Regions from separate parts of the Homo sapiens genome. Here region 2 is linked to region 1. A link is a loop called in an ENCODE intact Hi-C map of the cell type or tissue named here. Cell type or tissue: Calu3. All regions are shown on one strand. Each heading gives the region's core, and the rest is flanking DNA. Links, peaks and the distances in the headings are about the cores only. Region 1 overlaps POLK (DNA polymerase kappa). Region 2 overlaps CERT1 (ceramide transporter 1).

The links. A loop is a pair of places that touch in the nucleus more often than their neighbours do. Peaks named below come from ENCODE experiments on the same cell type or tissue, not always from the same donor. Only the 100,000 strongest peaks of a DNase experiment are listed, where the experiment ranks them.
Region 2: a loop joins it to region 1, with 1.8 times the contacts of the local background. A loop is called at or near these places in 3 of 110 quality-filtered maps.

What each region holds. Positions count from the first base shown.
Region 1 is chr5:75,560,752-75,572,443 of GRCh38, reverse strand. It overlaps POLK (DNA polymerase kappa), which reads right to left. Exons shown (of 15, transcript NM_016218.6): 4 at 2,952-3,104. Among named protein-coding and RNA genes, the nearest start is that of ANKDD1B, 45 kb to the left of the region's middle. RefSeq lists enhancers at 5,391-5,470, 5,491-5,710, 5,665-6,864. In Calu3, for the core only: no CTCF peak of the experiment used is centred there; DNase peaks (open chromatin) are centred at 5,663 and 6,283.
Region 2 is chr5:75,430,299-75,440,866 of GRCh38, reverse strand. The region is part of intron 3 of CERT1 (ceramide transporter 1); the gene reads left to right. Among named protein-coding and RNA genes, the nearest start is that of CERT1, 76 kb to the left of the region's middle. In Calu3, for the core only: no CTCF peak of the experiment used is centred there; no DNase peak of the experiment used is centred there.

The DNA of each region.
Region 1 (11,692 bases), core at 1,388-9,387:
TTTTCGAATTTGGTCTATTTGGGATTTTGGAAACTTTTCATCTAGAACAAAAATAAAAGGTCTATGTGGTCAGCCAAATTAAGTCTCCAAAATGAAGTGATTAAAGCTTAAAATAAGTTTAGAAATTAAGGTTTTTCTTAAGGCTTAATTATCTTTTTTGCTGAAAACATTTTGACTAGGAGATGGAACTACAAAAGTATGAGAGTAAAAAGGAGAATATTGCTTATTAAATCCTGTTGGTGATGATATCTGATGAAAGTCTATGTGAACGTGGTAGACCACAGTACTATTTATAAAACAAATTTTATCACAAATTAAATCCTTATTTAGAATCTCAAGTGAAATTTCAAAGAAATGCAAAACAGAAACAAATGAAGGGATTATTTCAGAATAATATGAATTTTCGTCTAATGATTTTCAAATGGCACTTAAAACATCTTGATAGTACTCAGAACTATACTAATCCTTGGTCAGTGTTCTGGAACAGAAAATGTGGATAGCACTAGAAACAAAACCAATGGTTTAGTAAATAAGTTTAATATAATTGACATAAAAGCTAGATCTATAGCAGAGGACAAACAAACTTTTAAATAAGAATTTCTCTAACTTTTAGATTTGTGGTATATTGTAGATCACAGCCACAATACTTTACAAGTTACTCTTATCAAAAGTGGGTTCTAGTTCCTCATGCCACGTGACTTGCCTTGATAAAAATAATGTGAAGGAAGTGACACTGAGTTCTGAAACCTAGGCTTTTGCTTTTTGTAATCCAGCAACCATTGTAAATATTTTGGGGTAGATTACTAAATGTTGAAGCAACAATGGAGAGGAGAAAGTTCTGAAGCTGGAATCCATTCCAATCTCCTCAGTCGAAGTGCCAGACCTATGAATGAAGCCACCTTGGATTTTTTAGCCTCAGTTAAATTGCCCTAGCCAACTCCAGGTAGAGCAAGGTTGAGCCATCGCCATCGCACTCTGCTCAAATTACAGAATCATGAGCAAATAAATTTTGGCTGTCCACTAAATACTGGGGGAGGCTGTTATGCAGCAATAGGTAACTGCTGTAGGATCTCAGTTGCAACTCTCAGTGCCAAGTTAGAACATTTCAAAAATCCATCAAATTCGCCAAAAAAGAATTTTATCAGTGGGAATAATCAAACAATCACTCCCATTAATTTGTAGATATACTTTCATATGTTTAATAGGACAAAAAGTTATGCTTAGTAGAAGGGAAAACTATTTGTTCAACATACAAAAGGGGTAATCTTTGTTTAAATATAACAATAATTTTGAATTTAGAAACAATAACTGATTTTTAGGAGGACAGAAATTGTAGGAAAGAAAATATTTTGTAGATTTCAAAAGCAGTTGGTTTAGCTTTAACATGGCTACAGCAAGTTTGTATGTATACACATACATAAACATACATAAATTTATGGTGTTATATCTTAATAAAATTAAATATATTTTTTGAAATATTTATTGATGATTTGTAGGAAAGGGGAGTTTCCTTTCAAAAAACAGTGTTTTGGAATCAGACTTATCAGCTGCCTGCATACTCACAGAGGCAGAGATAAAAAAACAAACAGATTATAGTTTTATAATAAAATAATCACTCAGTAAGAATTAGTTTTGTAGCTATCTAAGGCATGGGAAGGAGTTAGGAACAGGGAAGAACTCTTCTTGTTTTTCTAATACTTTTTAAATATTATCTCATCTATTTTAGTTGCTACTTTTAATTTCCAACACACTTTCAGCCACACATAGCTATCCTGGTTCTTCTAAGGTTAGAGTGGTAAAAAGGAAGAGCAACTCAGTAATCAGAAAAGCAAAAGTTCTAAGTCATGGGAAAAACAATTTAACTGCATTCTAAATGTACTCTATTAACGAAGTATGTTATTCCAGAACTAGGGTTGGCAAACCTTTTCTTTTCTGTGGAAGTCCAGATAGTAATCATTTTAGGCTTTGCAGATCACTTAATTATTGAACTCTGCTCTTTTAGTGCAACAATAGTAATAAATAAATGGGTGTGACTTTGTTCCAATAAAAAGCTGGATTTGGCCTGCAGATCAGTTTGAAAATCTCTATTAATACTTTAGAATAACATTTCCTTTTCTTTCTTCTTCAACTCTCTTTAACTAGAACGGTTACTTATGGAAAAATTTAATTTGCCATGGAAATTATTAGGTTTGTAACTTTGGGCAAGTTATTAAACATCTCTCTGAGTTTTCTTTTTTGCCAAATGGAAATAAAAACTAGTACCTTAAAGCAGCAGTTCCTAACCTTTTTGGCACCAGAGACTGGTTTCGTGGAAGACAATTTTTCCACGGACTGGTGGGGTGATAGTTTTGAGATGATTCAAGCACGTCACATTTATTGTGCACTTTATTCCTATTATAATTACATTGTAATATATAATGAAATAATTACACAACTCACCATAATGTAGAATCAATGGGAGCCCTAAGCTTGTTTTCCTGCAATTAGAGAATCCCATCTGGGGGTGATGGGAGACAGTGATAGATCATCAGGCATTTGATTCTCATAATGAGTATGTAACCTGGATCCCTCACATGTGCAGTTCACAATAGAGTTTGCACTCCTATGAGAATCTAATGCCACAACTGATCTGACAGAGCTCGGGCATACTGCAAGTGATGGGAAGTGGTTGTAAATACAGACGAAGCTTCGTTTGCTTGCCTGACGCTCACCTCCTGTTGTGAGGCCCAGTTCCTAACAGACCATGGACCAATACCAATCTGTGAACTGGGGGTTGGGGTCCCCTGCCTTAAAGTATGTTGAAAGGATTCAGTAATTGAGTCATATATAAGGCACCCAGAAAAATACTCAGCAAACTGGTAGACCTCAATAAAGAATTCCCCCTTCATGAAACAGTAAAGCTTACTTGAGTACGTTATAAAATTTCCTTTTTGTATTTGATCTTTACTTACCAGCATACTCATTGATCCTACAGCAATGGGTTTATCCTTCAATTCTGGATTGTCCCTCATTTCTACAGCTGCATAGAAAGCATCCATGTCAATGTGCACTATGGTATTGCTCAAATTTCGGCTTTGTTCTAATTCCATTGCAAATCTGTCAACCTTAATTTTTTAAAAAAGTTAACATACTTTTAGACAACATAATATTGAAACACCATTAACCACAACATTAATCTTAATTTATTAAGTGTCTATCAGTCTCTGTCCACACACCCATTCATCCATCCATCCATCCATTCATCCATCCACCCATCCACTTACTTATGGGTGTGTATTTTGTTGTTCATGGGTGTTTATGGGTTTATATTTTATTATTGTTTATAAGTGTTTATCTATGTATATTGTATTGTTTTTTAAATTAAAATTGGTAATTGCTTTTATTTTCATAGAGACAGCCTATCCTCAAATATAATTCCCTACTAACCCTTTCATCTCTCCATACCCTTAGGCACATAACAGGAACTTAATATTTAATGAATGAATGATCTAATCCAACTGCTTTTATCAAATGATTCTACTGCTTTATAAATTTGGAGTCCAACTCACTATAACTAAAAGCTTCAATGTAAGTAAAATAAACAACTGACATTTGATTCATAATAATAATGTCTTAAAAAAGCAACAAAGGAAATATACAACAAAATATAGTACCTCTTTGGCATATGATGTTTATGCTGAACAGGAAGGTACAACTGAAGATACTGTAGCATAATGTAAATGTTCCTCTGTAGAATTGCTTTTATAATGTTAAAATTTGATGTTAATCTATACAAGTAAAATTTAAAACCCAAGCTGTAATTTATTCTTCATGAACTTTAATATATATGTCAAATACAATAGTGAAGATTCTTAATCTTTAAAGAATTTTAGTTTCTTCAGAGAAAACTAACAACTTAGTTTTACAACGAGAAAGAAATGAAAGGGGGTAGAAATAAACAAAGGAAGCAAGTAAGAAAAGTGATTTTGCAGCAGACATACTCATTTCTAACTTCCATTTTTGTGGCCGGCCTCCACTATCAAGGCAAGAAAGGCTAAATACTCACTTTCCCAGCTTACCCTGCAGCTGGAGGTGGCTGTGTAATAGTTGTGATCTATGCAACATAGGGAAGTTACCAAGACCATTAAAGTAAAAATCATAAGAAAGCTATTAAATAAGCTGGAAAATATACAGAACATAGAACAGTACCTGGTACATGGCACAAGTTCAATAAATACATCTATTACTAAAAGGATCAATGGATAGCTGCATAATAAAACATTAAAAACTGAGAGAAAAACAGCCAGCAATGAGCAAGTGGGGTCATCTATGGAACGTGGAGTTCCCTCTAGCAAGTTTTCTCAAAGGTGGAGAGCTATAGGTGTATATGTGGCTTTTTCCCTCATGTTGTACTCCAGCTTTGCCTCCACTCTGCAGAATTTTTTTTATGTCCTTCCTTCTTAGTCTTACTGTGACACTAGCTGCCCACTAGTCGCAGGTTAAAACTATAACTCCTCTTTTAGAAGCAATCACCCTGACTCATGTTTGTCTACAGGAGGTACAGTGAAATCTGTAGGAGGCTTCCCCTTGTTTAGGCTACAGCTCACTGAATGACCTGGGTTGCTCTATGCCTTCCTCAGGCTGTTCCTCTGTCTAGAGTGCCTTTCCAAGCTCTGTCACAAGCCTTCAAGGATCAGCTGAAATATCTCTTCGTATCTTAATGGAATGTCTGTCCTCTGTGCCACAGAATTTAATGTTCCTTGCTTTCCTGCTCTTGCATGGCACTTACTGTATTAGATACTAAATTGTCAGTTCCTTCAGGAGAAAGACCTTATCTGATTTCAAATTATTTTCTCACAAGAGAGACGGGGAGGGGAGACTAGAAGGAGAAAAATAATGAATTTATAGCAGTATATTAAAGTTGGTTTAAAAAGTGAAAGGAGTACTAGTAGAAAAATCTTGAAGAAGGCTAACTTCTTACAGTAAAATCCCATACCTAATAAATGGAACCTTTCAATATTACCAAAATTTAACATGCTAATTAAAACCTACTTCTTTTAGTACCTCAATTCTGAACCAGAGAATAGCACCATGACCACATATAAACAAATTATGGAGATTAACAAAAACAAATGTAAACTAAAAACTACTCTATTTTAATCCAGAAAATATACCTAAGAAATAACAGTCAAATGAGAATAAGAAAGTGGCATCTGAAATACTTGGACATGGAATCATCTAGAAAAGAAAAAGATAATAAATAGAAAGCAAGTCAAATGGGAAAAAATTCTCCTCAGACTCATATATTAATGCTATAATAATGTCTTCAGCAAGCTATTCTCTTTTTTTGTGCTTAAAGCAAGTGTAGTTGCCAAAAGGAAACCTCTCCACTGCATGACTCATACATTCCACTTTCCTTTACTATCTCTCATTAGTCACCCTTGTCTGAACTCTTTTCTTTCTACATCAACCAGATGCATGCCACTACTGCTTTTAAAAGTTTCTTCAACTGAAATCCCCATTCATATTGTCCTTTCTTCCATTTTCCAATGACTTTCAAGTTCTGATCTGAGTCTCCAACATGCACGTTGTTCCTTTTGCTACTGCTCAAAACTGGTGTGTGTCACACTCGTTAAGAATAACGGCTTCGGGGATTCCCGGGTAAGATGGCTGCAGCTCCCAGTGAGACCAAGGCAGAAGGCAGGTGATTTCTGCATTTCCAACTGAGGTACCCGGCTCACCTCACTGGGACTGATTAGAAAGTGGGTGCAGGCCACGAAAGGCTAGGAGAAGCAGGGTGGGGTGTCACCTCACCTGGGAAGCACAAGGGGTCTGGGAACTCCCTCCCCTAGCCAAGGGAAGCCGTGAGGGACTGTGCCGTTGGTGAGGGATGGTGCTATCCAGCCTAGATATTACGCTTTTCCCACTGTCTTCACAACCTGGAGACCAGGAGATTTCACGGGGTGCCTACACAACCAGGGCCCTGGGTTTCAAGCACAAAACTGGGCGGCCATTTGGGCAGACACTGAGCTAGCTGCAGGAGTTTTTTTTCATACCCCAGTGGTGCCTGAACGCCAGAGAGACAGAACCGTTCATTCCCTGGGAAACGGGGCTGAAGCCAGGGAGCTGAGTGGTCTGGCTCAGCGGATCCCACGCCCACGGAGCCCAGCAAGCTAAGATCCACTGGCTTGAAATTCTCGCTGCTGGCAGAGCAGTCTGAAGTTGACCTGGGACACTCCAGCTTGGTGAAGGGAGGTGCGTCATCCATTACTGAGGCCTGAGTAGGTGGTTTTCCCCTCACAGTGTAAACAAACCCAGTGGGAAGTTCGAACTGGGTGGAACCCACCACAGCTTGGCAAGGCCACTGTAGCCAGACTGCCTTCCTAGATTCCTCCTCTCTGGGCAGGGCATCTCTGAAAGAAAGGCCACAACCCCAGTCAGGGGCTTATTGATAAAACTCCCATCTCCCTAGGACAGAGCACCAGGGGAAAGGGGCAGTTGTGGGCACAGCTTCAGCAGACTTAAACATTCCTGCCTGCTGGCTCTGAAGAGAGCAGCGGATCGCCCAGCACAGCGCTCAAGCTCTGCTAAGGAACAGACTGCCTCCTCAAGTGGGTGCCTGACCCCAATGCCTCCTGATGGCAGGGGTTGACAGACACCTCATACAGGAGAGCTCCAGCTGGCATCTGATGGTGCCCCTCTGGGATGAAGCTTCCAGAGGAAGGAACAGGCAGCAATCTTTGCTGTTCTGCAGCCTCCACTGGTGATACCCAGGCAAACAGGGTCTGGAGTAGACCTCCAGCAAACTCCAGCAGAACTTCAGAAGAGGGTCCTGCTAGAAGGAAAAATAACAAACAGAAAGCAACAGCATCAACATCAACAAAGAGGATAACCACGCAAAAACGCCATTCAAAGGTTACCAAAATCAAACACTAAAGGTAGATAAATCCACAAAGATGAGGAAAAAACAGTGCAAAAAGGCTGAAAATTCCAAATAACAGAACACCTCTGTTCCTCCAAAGAATCCCAACTTCATGCCAGCAAGGGAACAAAACTGGATGGAGAATGAGTTTGACAAATTGACAGAAGTAGGCTTCAGAAGGTGGGTAATAACAAAGTCCTCCGAGCTAAAGGAGCATATTCTAACCCAACACAAGGAAGCTAAGAACCTTGATAAAAGGTTACAGGAACTGCTAACTAGAATAACCAGTTTAGAGAAGAACATAAATGACCTGATGGAGCTGAAAAACACAGCACAAGAACTTCGGGAAGCATACACAAGTATCAATAGCTGAATTGATCAAGCGGAAGAAAGGATATCAGAGACTGAAGATCAACTTAATGAAATAAAACATGAAGACAAGGTTAGAGAAAAAAGAATAAAAGGAACAAACAAAGCCTCTTAGAAATATGGGACTATGTGAAAAGACCAAACCTACATTTGATTGGTGAAACTAAAACTGACAAGAAGAATGGAACCAAGTTGGAAAACACTCTTCAGGATATTATCCAGGAGAACTTCCCCAACCTAGCAAGAAACGCCAACACTCAAATTCAGGAAATACAAAGAAAAACACAAGATACTCCTCGAGAAGAGCAACCCCAAGACACATAATCATCAGATTCACCAAGGTTGAAATGAAGGAAAAAATGTTAAGGGCAGCCAGAGAGAAAGGTCAGGTTACAAAGGGAAGTCCATCAGAATAACGGCAGATCTCTCTGCAGAAACCCTACAAGCCAGAACAGAGTGGGGGCCAACATTCAACATTCTTAAAGAATTTTCAACCCAGAATTTCATATCCAGCTAAATTAAGCTTCATAAGTGAAGGAGAAATAAAATCCTTTACAGACAAGCAAATGCTGAGGAATTCTGTCACCACCAGGCCTGCCTTACAAGAGCTCCTGAAGGAAGCACTGAATATGGAAAGGAAAAACCGGTACCAGGCACTGCAAAAGCATACCAAAATGTAAAGACCACTGACACTTGAAGAACCTGTATCAACTAATGGGCAAAATAACCAGCTAGCATCATTATGACAGGATCAAAATAAATGCCCCAATTAAAAGACACAGACTGGCAAATTGGATAAAGAGTCAAGACCCATCAGTGTGCTCTATTCAGGAGACCCATCCCATGTGCAAAGACACACAACGGCTCAAAATAAAGACATGGAGGAAGATTTACCAAACAAAAAAGAAAGGAAAGAAAGAAAAGAAAGAAAGAAAGAAAGAAGAAAAAAAAGCAGGGGTTGCAATCCCAGTCTCCGATAAAACAGATTTTAAACCAACAAAGATGAAAAGAGACAAAGAAGGGCATTACATAATGGTAAAGGGATCAATGTAACAAGAAGAGCTAACTATCCTAAACATATATGCACCCAATGCAGTAGCACCCAGATTCATAAAGCAAGTTCTTAGAGACCTACAAAGAGACTTAGACTCCCACACAATAACAGTGGGAGACTTTAACACCCCACTGTCAACATTAGACAGATCAACGAGACAGAAAATTAACATGGATATTCAGGACTTGAACTCAGCTCTGGACCAAGCAGACCTAATAGACATCTACAGAACTTTCCACCCCAAATCAACAGGATATACATTCTTCTCAGCAACACATCGCAATTATTCTAAAATTGACCACATAATTGGAAGTAAAACACTCCTCAGCAAATGCAAAAGAACAGAAATCATAACAGTCTCTCAGACCACAGCGCAATCAAATTAGAACTCAGGATTAAGAAACTCACTCAAAATTGCACAACTACGTGGAAACTGAACAACCTGCTCATGAATGACTCCTGGATAAATATGAAATTAAGGCAGAAATAAGTAAGTTCTTTGAAATCAATAAGAGAACAAAGACACAATGTACCAGAATCTCTGGGACACAGCTAAAGCAGTGTTTAGAGGTAAATTTATAGCACTAAATGCCCATAGGAGAAAGCAGGAACGATCTAAAATCAACACCCTAACATCACAATTAAAATAATTAGAAAAGCAAGAGCAAACAAATTCAACAGCTAGCAGAAGACAAGAAATAACTGAGATCAGAGCAAAACTGAAGGAGATAGAGACACGAAAATCCCTTAAAAAAATCAATGAGTTCAGGAGCTGGTTTTTTTGAAAAGATTAACAAAATAAGCAGACTGCTAGCCAGACTACCAACCAAAAAAAAGTCCAGGACCAGACAGATTCACAGCCAGATACAGTGGCTCACGTCTGTAATCCCAGCACTTTGGGAGGCTGAAGCGGGCAGATCACCTGCGGTTGGGAGTTCAAGACCAGCCTGACCAACATGGAGAAACCCCACCTCTACTAAAAACACAACAATTCACAGCTGAATTCTACCAGAGGTACAAAGAGGAGCTGGTACCATTCCTTCTAAAACTATTCCAAACAACAGAAAAAGAGGGACTCCCCGCTAACTCATTTTATGAGGCCAGCATCATCCTGATACCAAAACCTGAGAGAGACACAACAACAACAAAAAAATTTCAGGCCAATATCCCTGATGAACATCAATGCGAAAATCCTCAATAAAATACTGGCAAACCAAATCCAGCAGTACATTAAAAAGCTTATCCAACGCAATCAAGTCAGCTTCATCCCTGGGATGTAAGGCTGGTTCAACATATGCAATTCAATAAACGTAATCCATCACATAAACAGAACCAATGACAAAAACTACATGATTATCTCAATGGATGCAGAAAAGACCTTGGATAAAATTCAACACCCCTTCATGCTAAAAACTCTCAATAAACTAGGTATTGATGGAACGTATCTCAAAATAATAAGAGCTATTTATTACAAACCCACAGCCAATATCATACTGAATGGACAAAAGCTGGAAGCATTCCCTTTGAAAACCAGCACTAGACAAGGATGTCCTCTCTCACCACTCCTATTCAACATAGTATTGGAAGTTCTGGTCAGGGCAATCAGGCAAGAGAAAGAAATAAAGGGTATTCAATTAGGAAGAGAGGGAGTCAAATTACCTCTGTTTGCAGGTGACATGATTGTATATTTAGAAAACCCCATTGTCTCAGCCCAAAAACTCCTTAAGCTGATAAGCAACTTCAGCAATGTCTCAGGATACCAAATCAATATGCAAAAATCACAAACTTTCCTATACACCAATAGACAAACAGAGAGCCAAATCATGAGTGAACTCTCACTCACAATTGCTACAAAGAGAATAAATAAAATACCTAGGAATACAAATTACAAGGGATGTGAAGGACCTCTTCAAGGAGAGCTACAAACCACTGCTCATGCAAATAAAGGAGGACACAAACAAATGGAAAAACATTCCATACTCATGGATGGGAAGAATCAATATGGTAAAAATGGCCATACTGCCCAAAGTAATTTATAGATTCAATGCTATTCCCATCAAGGTACCACTGACTTTCTTTACAGAATTAGAAAAAACTACTTTAAATTTCATATAGAACCAAAAAAAGAGCTTGTATAGCCAAGACAATCCTAAGCAAAAAGAACAAAGCTGGAGGCATCATGCTACCTGGCTTCAAACTATACCACAAGGCTATAGTAGCCAAAACAGCATGGTACTGGTAACAAAGCAGATATATAGACCAATAGAATAGAACAGAGGCCTCAGAAATAACACCACATATCTACAACCATCTGATCTTTGACAAACCTGACAAAAACAAGCAATGGGGAAAGGATTCCCTATTTAATAAATGGTGTTGGGAAAACTTGCTAGCCATATTCAGAAAACTGAAACTGGACCCCTTCCTTACACCTTATACAACAATTAACTCAAGATGGATTAAAGACTTAAATATAAGACCTAAAACCATAAAAACCCTAGAGGAAAACCTAGGCAATACCATTCAGGACACAGGCATGGGCAAAGACTTCATGACTAAAACACTGAAAGCAATTGCAACAAAAGCCAAAATTGACAAATGGGATCTAATTAAACTAAAGAGCTTCTGCACAGCAGAATAAACTATCAGCAGAGTGAACAGGCAACCTACTGAATGGGAGAGAATTTTTGCTATCTATCCATCTGACAAACAGCTAATATCCAGAATCTACAAGGAACTTACACAAATCTACAAGAAAAAACCAAACAACCCCATCAAAAAGCAGGCAAAGGATATGAAGAGACACTTCAAAAGAAGACCTTTATGCAGCCAACAAACAAAAAAGCACATCATCAATGGTCATTAGAGAAACGCAAATCAAAACCACAATGAGATACCATCTCACACCAGTTAGAATGGCAATCATTAAAAAGTCAGGAAACAACAGATGCTGGAGAGGATGTGGAGAAATAGGAATGCTTTTACACTGTTGGTGGGAGTGTAAATTAGTTCAACCATTGTGGAAGACAGTGTGGCGATTCCTCAAGGATCTAGAACCAGAAATACCATTTGACCCAGCAATCCCATTACCAGTTATATACCCAAAAGATTATAAATCATTCTACTATAAAGACACATGTACATGTATGTTTACTGCAGCACTATTCACAATATCAGACTTGGAACCAACCCAAATGCCCATCAATGATAGACTGGATAAAGAAAATGTGGCACATATACATCATGGAATACTACGCAGCCATAAAAAATGAATTCATGTCCTTTGCAGGGACATGGATGAAGCTGGAAACCATCATTCTCAGCAAACTAACACAGAAACAGAAAACCAAACACTGCATGTTCTCACT
Region 2 (10,568 bases), core at 2,267-10,266, 130 kb after region 1:
GAAAAGAAGGTTGAAACCAAGCAGAGAATGGGGGCAGCTGTTATGGCCCTCTACTTCTATGGTACCATGTTATATTTGGGCATTTTTTTTTACTTTGGATGGTCATAAGCAATGTCTTACTCTCTTCTTCCTCTCTAGTATACTTGTAACACTCAGCTTTTTAGCCCTGAGTTAGGTAAGTCATTGCTTAAGACACAGGAACTAGGGTGTATGATAGGCCCTGGTTAATTTTTCCAGCTTCATGTCACTTTAGCATTTTGCCTATTCAGATATTTCTGTAAAGGAAAGTTTATCGCATGTTCTAGTTTAGTAGAAGAAAATGCCAAATGAATAACCAGCTCCCATAAATGACCTTCAAATGAGTTGCTATATTTGATATTAGTTTTTAAATTATGATACAGGAATGACTAGGATTTGAAAAAGCTCTCCCGTGGTGGTTTGTGGGCAAATTTTTGCAAATGTTCTGATTTTCAGCGTGATTTGAGAAAAGTATCTTGAGGGTAAGCAAATAGGGTATTCAGTGAAGTTAATTGTACTGTACCTAGGTTTTAGACCATTGAAATATGATAAAAATCCTGTTTAATACTATTAGAAAATAAATGTTTTAAAATTTATTTGATTCATGATTGGTTCAGTTCCTGGAAATTATTGTCAGTTGAGCCTTTTCTTATAAAGTTAGTTTTCTTTCATATCTCTCCATCTGGTTCAGCAAGGGACTGTCTTATTTGGTTTCTACTGTATATGTACATTTTCAGTCTGAGTCTTGGTATTTAGGTTTAGTATAGAGAATTACACTTCTGGACTAACCATATCGTTTTACAGATAAAATGAAGCCCAGGGAAGGCAATAAGTAATGTGTCTAATTGTCTGTTACAGTGATTCAAAAGCACATTTTCTCACTCATGTTCTTGTGGGGTTTTTGCTACAGACTATAACTTCTCTAGTGGGGGACCCATAAGTATTTGAAAGCCTAAATAAATTTTAATATTAATGAGCATGAAATTGTCATGCTAAATTTTACCTCAGATAATATATTTATATTGACCTGGACAAGCTAAAATTGTTCCCATTGCGTATTTTAAATTACAATTTTATTGATTAAATTGCTGTCTTAGGTATTGTATCTGGCTCCTCATGTGGTTTGTTTTAAAATAGTAATATTGAAGTTAAATGTATGGATGCTCACAACACAGTCAGCTTGTTTGATTTTATTACGGGTTTCAGAATTTTATTTTCAGAAAAATCCTTTATTGTGCTTATGTTAACATTTAATCTTGTATTTTCTCATTTTCCATAATTAAAATGGAGAGAGACAATGTAGTTTAGGTGGAGGGAGTGGGAGTGAGGAACTGTGACATTAACAGCTAGGTAATTTTTGACACCATGAGGAAGTTACTTAATTTCTCTCTCAATTTCTTTGCTGTGCTTCTTGCTACAGAGTGTTATTAGGAAAAAGAAGAAGGTTTTCAAAAGGCAAGTGCTATTTTTTTTTTAAAGCCAACCTTTTTACTATGTTTTATACCACTTTCTTTGGAGGGTAGATAGACTGATGAACAAACTGTTCAGAATGATAATGTACGAGTTTATCTTCCACATAATTAAACCAAGCTACCAAATTTAGCTGCAACTTTAAGAGAGGTTTTTTGGCTTTTTTTTTTTGTTCAATTCAGTTTTTAGACATTTCTGGTATTTTATTTAATCGATAACTTTGAACTATATTATTTAATTTGAAATGCTTTTAAATGTTCTCAAAGCATCAAAGTCTAAAGCATAAAGGTATATATATATTGGATTTAGTCTAAAGGTTACTATTTTTTTTTGACCAGTAGTAACCTTCGTATCAGCTTTCACATCGAAAAATATTACTGACCTCCTCTAGTGGCCAAAAGATTGTTAATTTAAAAACATGTTCAGGCTGGTATTGCTCTTAAAAGAAAAAAAAAAAGATATGTCCTAATATAACAAAGGTATGGTCTCATTACTGTAGTATTCAGAAGTAGTAAACCTTGATCTGGGTAGGAGGTGTTTCAGTAAGTGCTTCATTGACCCAAGATGTTATTTTTTATTTATGTAGAACATGCTTAGGAATACTGCTTACAAATACTAACAAATTTGGGAAGCAGTTTTTTTGCAAAAAATTTGTATGAGGGATCTTAAAGCAAATATGTTGAAATGGAAAAATACTCCTATAGTAACTATATTTGAATTCCAGATTATTAATTTTGGTAGAATTTATGTTTTCAAAATAATGGATTGGTGATTAGAGGTTGTAAATGAGTTCACCTTCTTTTTTCTTGTGGAAGAGTAAGTGGAATTAAGAAAAAGCCAGTATGCCTTTAAAGTACTGTCCCCAAAACTGGTGCCACTGGGATTTTGAAAGCATGTTACAAATTTTAAGAACATTTAACACTGTATCAGTTATGACCACTGAGTAATTTCTTCTCATTTTCATCCTTACTTCCTTAACCCTGCTTCACCCTCAAAAAGCAGACATTATAAATGCAAATAAAAACTGTGGGTTTTCAAAGTGGATATCTTGAGAAGCCAAAGAGATGTGTTAACAAATTTTTATCAGTTTTTTAGAACAGTTTGATAACTTTTCTTTTAGAACTACTTTTGGTCCCTATAGTACTTTTTAAAGGTACTGATATCTTTGATGATAGATACGATTTTTGAGAGAAATTAAAAACTAATTGAGAGCCATGTCATATAAATAAAATCAATTTAAGAATTTAAGCTCTTCCTTTAATATAATGAGTCTTTTCTTTAATTTTTATTCTAAAATCACCAAAATGATTTGAAATAGCTCTATTTTGTGTAATAAATTGCTCTCAATATGGTTATGATAGGAACATTCAGGAAATTTCACACAATGACAGCATCATTAGCACAATTGTAGACATTACCAGAATGACTAATTTTTAAACAATGAAGGTGTATTTGTGTGTATATTTGTATTTGTTAAAAACTCAAAATTTTTATATTTGTAGTTATTGTAGTTACTGGCATAATGAACCCTCATTATTAAATTGAATAACAATGGAAGTAGGATTCATGAGTATACTATCTTTTCTTTTTTCTTTTTTTTTTTTTTTTTTAATGAGACAGAGTCTCACTCTGTTGCCCAGGCTGGAGTGCAGTGGTACAATCCCAGCTTACTGCAACCTCTGCCTCCCGGGTTCAAGCGAGTCTCCTGCCTCAGCCTCCCAAGTAGCTGGGACAATAGGCGTGCACCACCACACCCAGCTAATTTTCATATTTTTAGTAGAGACTGGGTTTTGCCATATTGGCCAGGCTGGTCTCAAACTCCTGACCTCAAGTAATCCACCTGCCTTGGCCTCCCAAAGTGCTGGGATTACAGGCGTGAGCCATCATGCCTGGCCTGTTTTCTTTTTCATTGGAATTATTTATACAGTATATAATGAAACTTATTTAAATGAAATTTTATTAGACTTAGAAGTACAAGTGTACTAAACTCGTAGCCTCCACATTTATCTGTTACCCATCACTTAAAATGTGTTGCATCGATTTTGCTGAAATGGAGTCTTGTTTTATCATGTCTTTGTTGTAAGATGATGTTACTTGTTTTGAAATAGTGGAACTTGAAGAAATACATAAGGGCACAAGACATATAGTGAAGACACCGTTAGTAAAGTGTTTAATGTTTATATTTTGTTTTAAGATCATTTTAAAAAATCAGTAGTTTTGACTTGCTCTGTTTAAGACTCATTAATACTGGACATGAATAGGGTGGATTCATTTGGATTTAAACTTCATACTGGGCCAGTTACAGTGGCTCCTGCCTGTAATCCCAGGACTTTGAGAGGCCAAGGTAGGAGAATCGCTTGACCCCAACAGTTTGAGACCAGCCTAGACAACGTAATAAGACCCCGTCTTTAAAAAAGTAAAAAATAAAAATAAATTAGTGGGGCATCTTTGCTGCATGCCATTAGTCCCAGCATGCAGCATACTTGGGAGGCTGAGATGGGAGGATTGTCTGAGCCTGTGAGATCGAGGCTCCTGCAAGCCATGACTGCCACTGCACTCCAGCCTGGGTAACAGAGCGATACCCTGTCTCAAAAGAAAAAACATATATATTCAAACTGTTGAGTTTTGAATATTTTCAAATAAATGTCCAAAATGTGTTTAATATTATAAAATATGGATTATAAGTTGTAGGGGGTATTATTATATTTCAAAAGACATTCCAATTTTGCTTAGAAATGAATCACACATAGGTATCTAAGTAACTTCTGAAATACCTTATATTTTCATCTGTTACAGAGAGATTCTTATTTTTAATTGCAGTCTCCCATATTTAAATCTAGCAAAAGAAAGAAAGGAAAGGGAAAGGGAAGGAAAAGGAAACCTTTACCAAAACCAGTATAAGAAATAGAGTACTACACTTACAAAGCTAGCATTGTGTCTCAGAAAAGAAGAAACTAGAGCCATTTTAGGTAAAGGACCTAACATGATACCTTTGCTCTAGGATTTTAATACACCTCATTCTTTCATAAGAATTTTCCACACAGGTGGCCGAGTGCAGTGGCTCACGCCTGTAATCCCAGCACTTAGGGAGGCCGAGGCGGGCAGATCATGAGGTCAGGAGATCGAGACCATCCTGGCTAACACGGTGAAACTCTGTCTCTACTAAAAATACAAAAAAATTAGCCAGGCATGGTAGCGGACGTCTGTAGTCCCAGCTACTCGGGAGGCCGAGGCAGAAGAATGGCGTGAACCCGGGAGGTGGAGCTTGCAGTGCGCCAAGATCGCACCGCTGCACTCCAGCCTGTGTGACAGAGCGATCCTCCGTCTCAAAAAAAATAAAATAATTTTTCACACAGGGACCTGCCGCTGCCCCAGCTGGCATGCATGCATGCACAGACCCCTATAGGTACACAAATATATGAGGACACCTGCAGGTACCCTGCTGGTGTGCACATGAGCAAGGACCCCCACTGCCCCACCTGTGCATATGTGCAGGGTGAGGGAGCCACCACCACCCTACCAGAGTGCTTTTGCCAGCAGTCCCCATCAGAGTGTTTTTACCAGCAGACTGGGAATGCCTTATCCCTCCAGTACAGCAGGTGCTTAACCTCTAGGGGCCAGACAGTAATCCTGGTCTCAGCCCCCCAGGATTAGAACACATCGCTAAGGAGTGCTGAACTAAGCCTTGGCCCCCTTAAAGTGTCCAGAAACGAAACCAATCAACTAAACCCAACTTACACCACAGTCAATTCCTTAAGAGCCTCAAACAATATAAAAAAAGAAAGCCCTATCCAAAAGACAGCAGCTTCAAAGATTAAAGGAACACCAGCCCACAGAGTTGAGAAAGAATTAGCACAAGAAGTCTAGCAACTCTAAAAGTCAGTGTCTGCTAACCTCCAAATTACCACCTAGCTCCCCAGCAATGGCTCTGAAGCAGACTGAAATGGCTAAAATGATAGCTACAGAATTCAGAATCTGGATGGCAAGGCAGCTCCTTGACAAACAAGAGAAGGTTGAAATGCAGTCCAAGGAACACAGTTAAACAGTCCAAGGGTTGAAAGATGACATAGCCATTTTAGGAAAGAACCAAACAGAACTTCTGGAAATGAAAAATTCACCACAGGAATTTCAGAACACAGTGGAAGTATTAATAGCAGAAAAGACCAAGCTGAAGAAAGAATCTCATAGCTTGAAGACCACTCCTTTGAATCAGTGCAGACAGACAGAAATAAAAGAGATAGAATTTTAAATAATGAACAAAACCTCCAAAAAATATGCCTACATCAAGAACTTAGAATGATCACAAATTTACAACCTAACATCACCATGATGAACTAGAAAAACAAGACCAACCCCAAAGCCAGCAGGATAAATCAAATAAAATGAGAGCTGATCTGAATGAAACTGAGACATGTAATCTGTGCAGAAAATCAACAAAATGAAAACTTGGTTCTTTGGAAAAATAAGATTGATAGACTTCTAGCTAGACTACTAATGAAAAAAAGAAGATCCAAATAAACACACTTAGAAATGACAAAGGTGACATTACCACTCATCCCACAGAAATACAAAAAACCCTCAGAGATTAAAAACCTCTGTGCACAAAAACTACAAAACCTAGAAATAGGTGAATTCCTGGAAACATAAAACCTTCCAAGGTTTGACCAGGAAGTAAATGAAATCCTGAACAGACCAATAACAAGTTCAGAAATGGAATCAGTAATTAAAAAAAAAAAAACCTACCAATCAGAAAAAGCCGTGGACCACATGGATTCATAGCTCTATTCTACCAGATGTATAAAGAAGAATTGGTACCAATGCTACTGAAATTATTCCGGAAAAAATTAAGGAGTACATATTCCTCCCTAACTCATTCTGAGGCCAGCATCATTCTTATACCAAAACCTGGCAGAGACACAACAAAAAACTTCAAGCCAATATCCCTGATAAACTGAGATGCAAAAATCCTCAGCAAAATATTAGCAAATTGAATACAGCAGCACGTCAAAACACCACCACAATCAAGTAGGCTTTATTCCTGGAATGTAAGGTTGTTTCACCATATGCAAATCAATAAATGTGATTCATCAGATAAACAGAACTAGAAATGAAAAACACATGATCATCTCAGTGGATAACAGGAAAGGCCTTAGATTAAACATCCCTTCATGATAAAAAAAAAAAAAAAAAAACCTCAACAAACTAGGCATTGAAGGAACATACCTCAAAACAATATAAGCCATCTTTGACAAACTCACAGCCGATGTAATACTGAACAGGCAAAAGCTGGAAGTACCCCCTGTGATAACCAGGAAAAGACAAGGATGTCCACTCTCACCACTCCTATTGAACATAATGCTGGAAGCTCTTAGCCAGAACGATAAGTCAAGAGAAGGAAATAAAAGGCATCTGGATTGGAAAAGAGGAAGTCAGACTATCTTCACAGATAATAAATATTATTCTATTCCTAGAAAACCCCATAGTCTCTGCCCAAAGGCTCCTAGAACCAATAAACAAATTCAGGGTATAATATCAATGTACAAAAATCAGTACCACAAGCCAAGCACCATGGCTCATGCCTGTAATCCCAGCCCCTTGGGAAGCTGAAGCAGAAGGATCACTTGAGACCAGGAGTTGGAGACTAGACTGGGCAAAAAGAGTGAGACCCCATCTCTACAACAAATCAAAAAATTACCTGGGTGTAGTGGCATGCACTTGTAGTCCCAGCTACTTTGGAGGCTGAGGCAGGAGGACCACTGGAGCCTAGGAGGTTGAGGCTTCAGTGAGCCATGATCACACCACTGCACTCCAGCCTGGGTGACAGCACGAGACCCTATCTCGATAAAACAAAATCAGTACCATTTCTATACACCAATAACATCCAAGCTGAGAGTCAGATCAGGAATGCAGTCCCATTCACAGTAACCACAAAAGGAATTAAATACCTAGGAATACAGCTAACCAGGTAAGTGTTAAAGATCTCTACAATGAGAATTATAAAACACTGCTGAAGGAAATTGGAGATGACACAAACAAATGGAAAAACATTCCGTGCTTATGGATAGGAAGAATCAATATTGTTAAAACTGCTGTAATGCCCAAAGCAGTTTACAGATTCATTGCCATTTCTATCAAACTACTAATGTCTTTTTTCACAGAATTAGAAAAAACTATTTTAAAATTCATATGGTACCAATAAAGGTCCCAAATAGAACAATCCTCAGCAAAAAGAACAAAGCTGGAGGTATCACACTACCTAATTTTAAACTGTATTACAATGCTACAGTAACAAAACAGCATAGTACTGGTACAAAAACAGACACATGACCAGTGGAATAGGTTAGATAACCCAGAAATAAAGCCTCACAACCACAACCATCTGTTCTTCGAAAAAGTTGACAAAAATAAGCAATAGGGAAAAGGCTCCCTATTTAATACATGGTGCTAGTATACCAGGCTAGCCATATGCAGAAGATTGAAACTGGATGCCTTCCTCTCACCTTGTACAAAAATTAACTCAAGATGGATTAAAGACATAAATGTAAGTTCTAAAACTATAAAAACCCAAGTAGGAAATCTAGGACATACTGGTCTAGGCATAGGCCTTGGTGAAGATTTCATGAAGAAGTCTCCAAAAGCAATTGCAACAAAAACAAAAATTGACAAGTGAAACCTAATTATAGAGCTTTTGCAAAGCAAGAGAAACTATCAACAGAGTAAACAGACAACATACAGAAAGAGAGAAAGTATTTGCCAACTATGCATACAACAAAGGTCTGATATCCAGAATATAAGGAACTTAAATCAAGCAAAACCTAAACAACCCCATTAAACGATGGGCAAAGGACATGAACAGACACTTCTCAAAAGACATCCATGCTGCCATCAAGCATGTGAAAAAGTGTTCAACATCACTGTTTGTTAGATAAATGTAAATCAGAACCATCTCACCAATCAGAATGTCTGTTACAACAAATTCAGAAAATAACAGATGTTGGTGAGGTTGCAGAGAAAAGGGAATGCTTGGCCGGGCGTGGTGGCTCATGCCTGTAATCCCAGTACTTTGGGAGGCCAAGGCAGGCGGATTACGACGTCAGAGATCGAGACCATCCTGGCTAACATGGCAAAACCCTGTCTCTACTAAAAATACAAAAACAAAATTAGCCGGGTGTGGTGGCTAGCGCCTGTAGTCCCAGCTATTCAGGAGGCTGAGGCGAGAGAATGGCATGAACCCTGGAGGTGGAGCTTGCAGTGAGTTGAGATCGCGCCACTGCATTGCAGCCTGGGTGACAGAGCAAGTCTTCATCTCAAAAAAAAAAAAGGGGGGGGGAATGTTTATACACTGCTGGTGGGAACGTAAATTAGTTCAGCCACTGTGGAATGTAGTTTGGTGATTTCTCAAACAACTTAAAACAGAACTACCATTTGACCAGCAATCTCATTACTGTGTATATACCCATAGGAATATAAATCATTCCTCCATAAAGACCACATGCATGTGTATGTTCATCACAACATTTTTCACAATAGCAAAAACATGGAATGAACCTAAATGCCCATCAACAGTAGACTGGATAAATAAAATGTGGCATATATACCCCATGGAATACTACACAGCCATAAAAAGGAGTGAGATCATGTCCTTTGCAGCCACATGGATGGAACTGGTGGCCATTATCCTTAGTAAACTAATGCAGGATCAGAAAAACAAATACTGCATGTTTTCATTTATAAGTGAGAGCGAAATAATGAGAACACATGGGCCAAATCATGGAGCTTATCTAATAATTTATGTCCAACATTAGCTCTAATTAGTTCATTTCCAACCCCATAACACAGAGAAGGGATCAGGTGGGTGATGCCAACAGTTCCTGCCATGACAGAGCTCACATAGCAGGGCCACAGAAGCATTGTTCATCCAAAGTGTTTCCTGAGCTCCCTCTGCCTGCTGGACCACCTCTTCAGTGTAGTAAGTCTGGAATGGGTGCTAATTCCCTTCTTCATGAAATGGATGCAGTTAGAGGCCATTATCCTAAGTGAATTAACACAGGAACAGAAAACCAAATACCACATGTTCTTACTTAAAAGTGGGAGGTAAACATTCAGTACATATGGACACAAAGAGGGAAACAATAGACACTGGGCCCTACTTGAGGGTGGAGGATGGGAGGAGGGCTAGGGACAAAAAAATACCTGTCAGGCACTAAGCTCACGTCCTAGGTGATGAAATTATTTTATACCAAACTCCAGCAGCATGCAATTTACCCATGTAATAAACCTCCACATGTATTGCCTGAACCTAAAATTAAAATTGAAAAACAGTAAGTCTTTTGTTTGTTTGAGATAGTCTGTCTGTGTCACCCAGACTGGAGTACAGTGGCACAATCCTAGCTCAGTGCTATCTCGAACTTCTGGATGCAAGGGATCCTCCTGCCTCGGCCTTCCAAGTAACTGAGACTACAGGAGCACACCACAATGCCCCACTAACTTTTAAAAACTTTTTTTGTAGAGATGGTGTCTCGCTTTATTGCTCAGGCTGGTCTTGAACTCCTGGGATTAAGCAGTTCTCCTGCCTTGGCCTCCAGAGTGCTGGGATTACAGGTGTGAGCCACTGCACCTAATCAAGAACTCTTTTTTTTTTTGTGAACTGATTGCTGTAATTAGAATTCCATTTTGCTGTGATTCTGTTATGTTGAAACAAGCTTACATTTTTTTCTTTATCAACTTTATTGGGGTACAATTTACATTTACATTCTTAAAAAGTACCCATTTTAATTGTACAGTTTCAGTTTTGACAGATGTAGTCTACACTTCCCACATTTTCTTCTACCTCTTTGTATTCAGTGCCCCCATTGTACTCTGGCCTGCTCTTGTTTGTCATAGATTAGTTTTGTCTTTTTTAAAAATCAGTTTTCTTGAGGCATAATTTGCATACCATGAAGTACATGCTTTTGATTACCTTTTCATTAATCATTTTCCTGGCTCCAGAATGTTTATATTCCTTCATCACTAAGACATTGCTTTGAGATGTGGATTCATGTAAGTCTCGGAGAAGAGCTTTGATTCCACCTTGTCTTAAA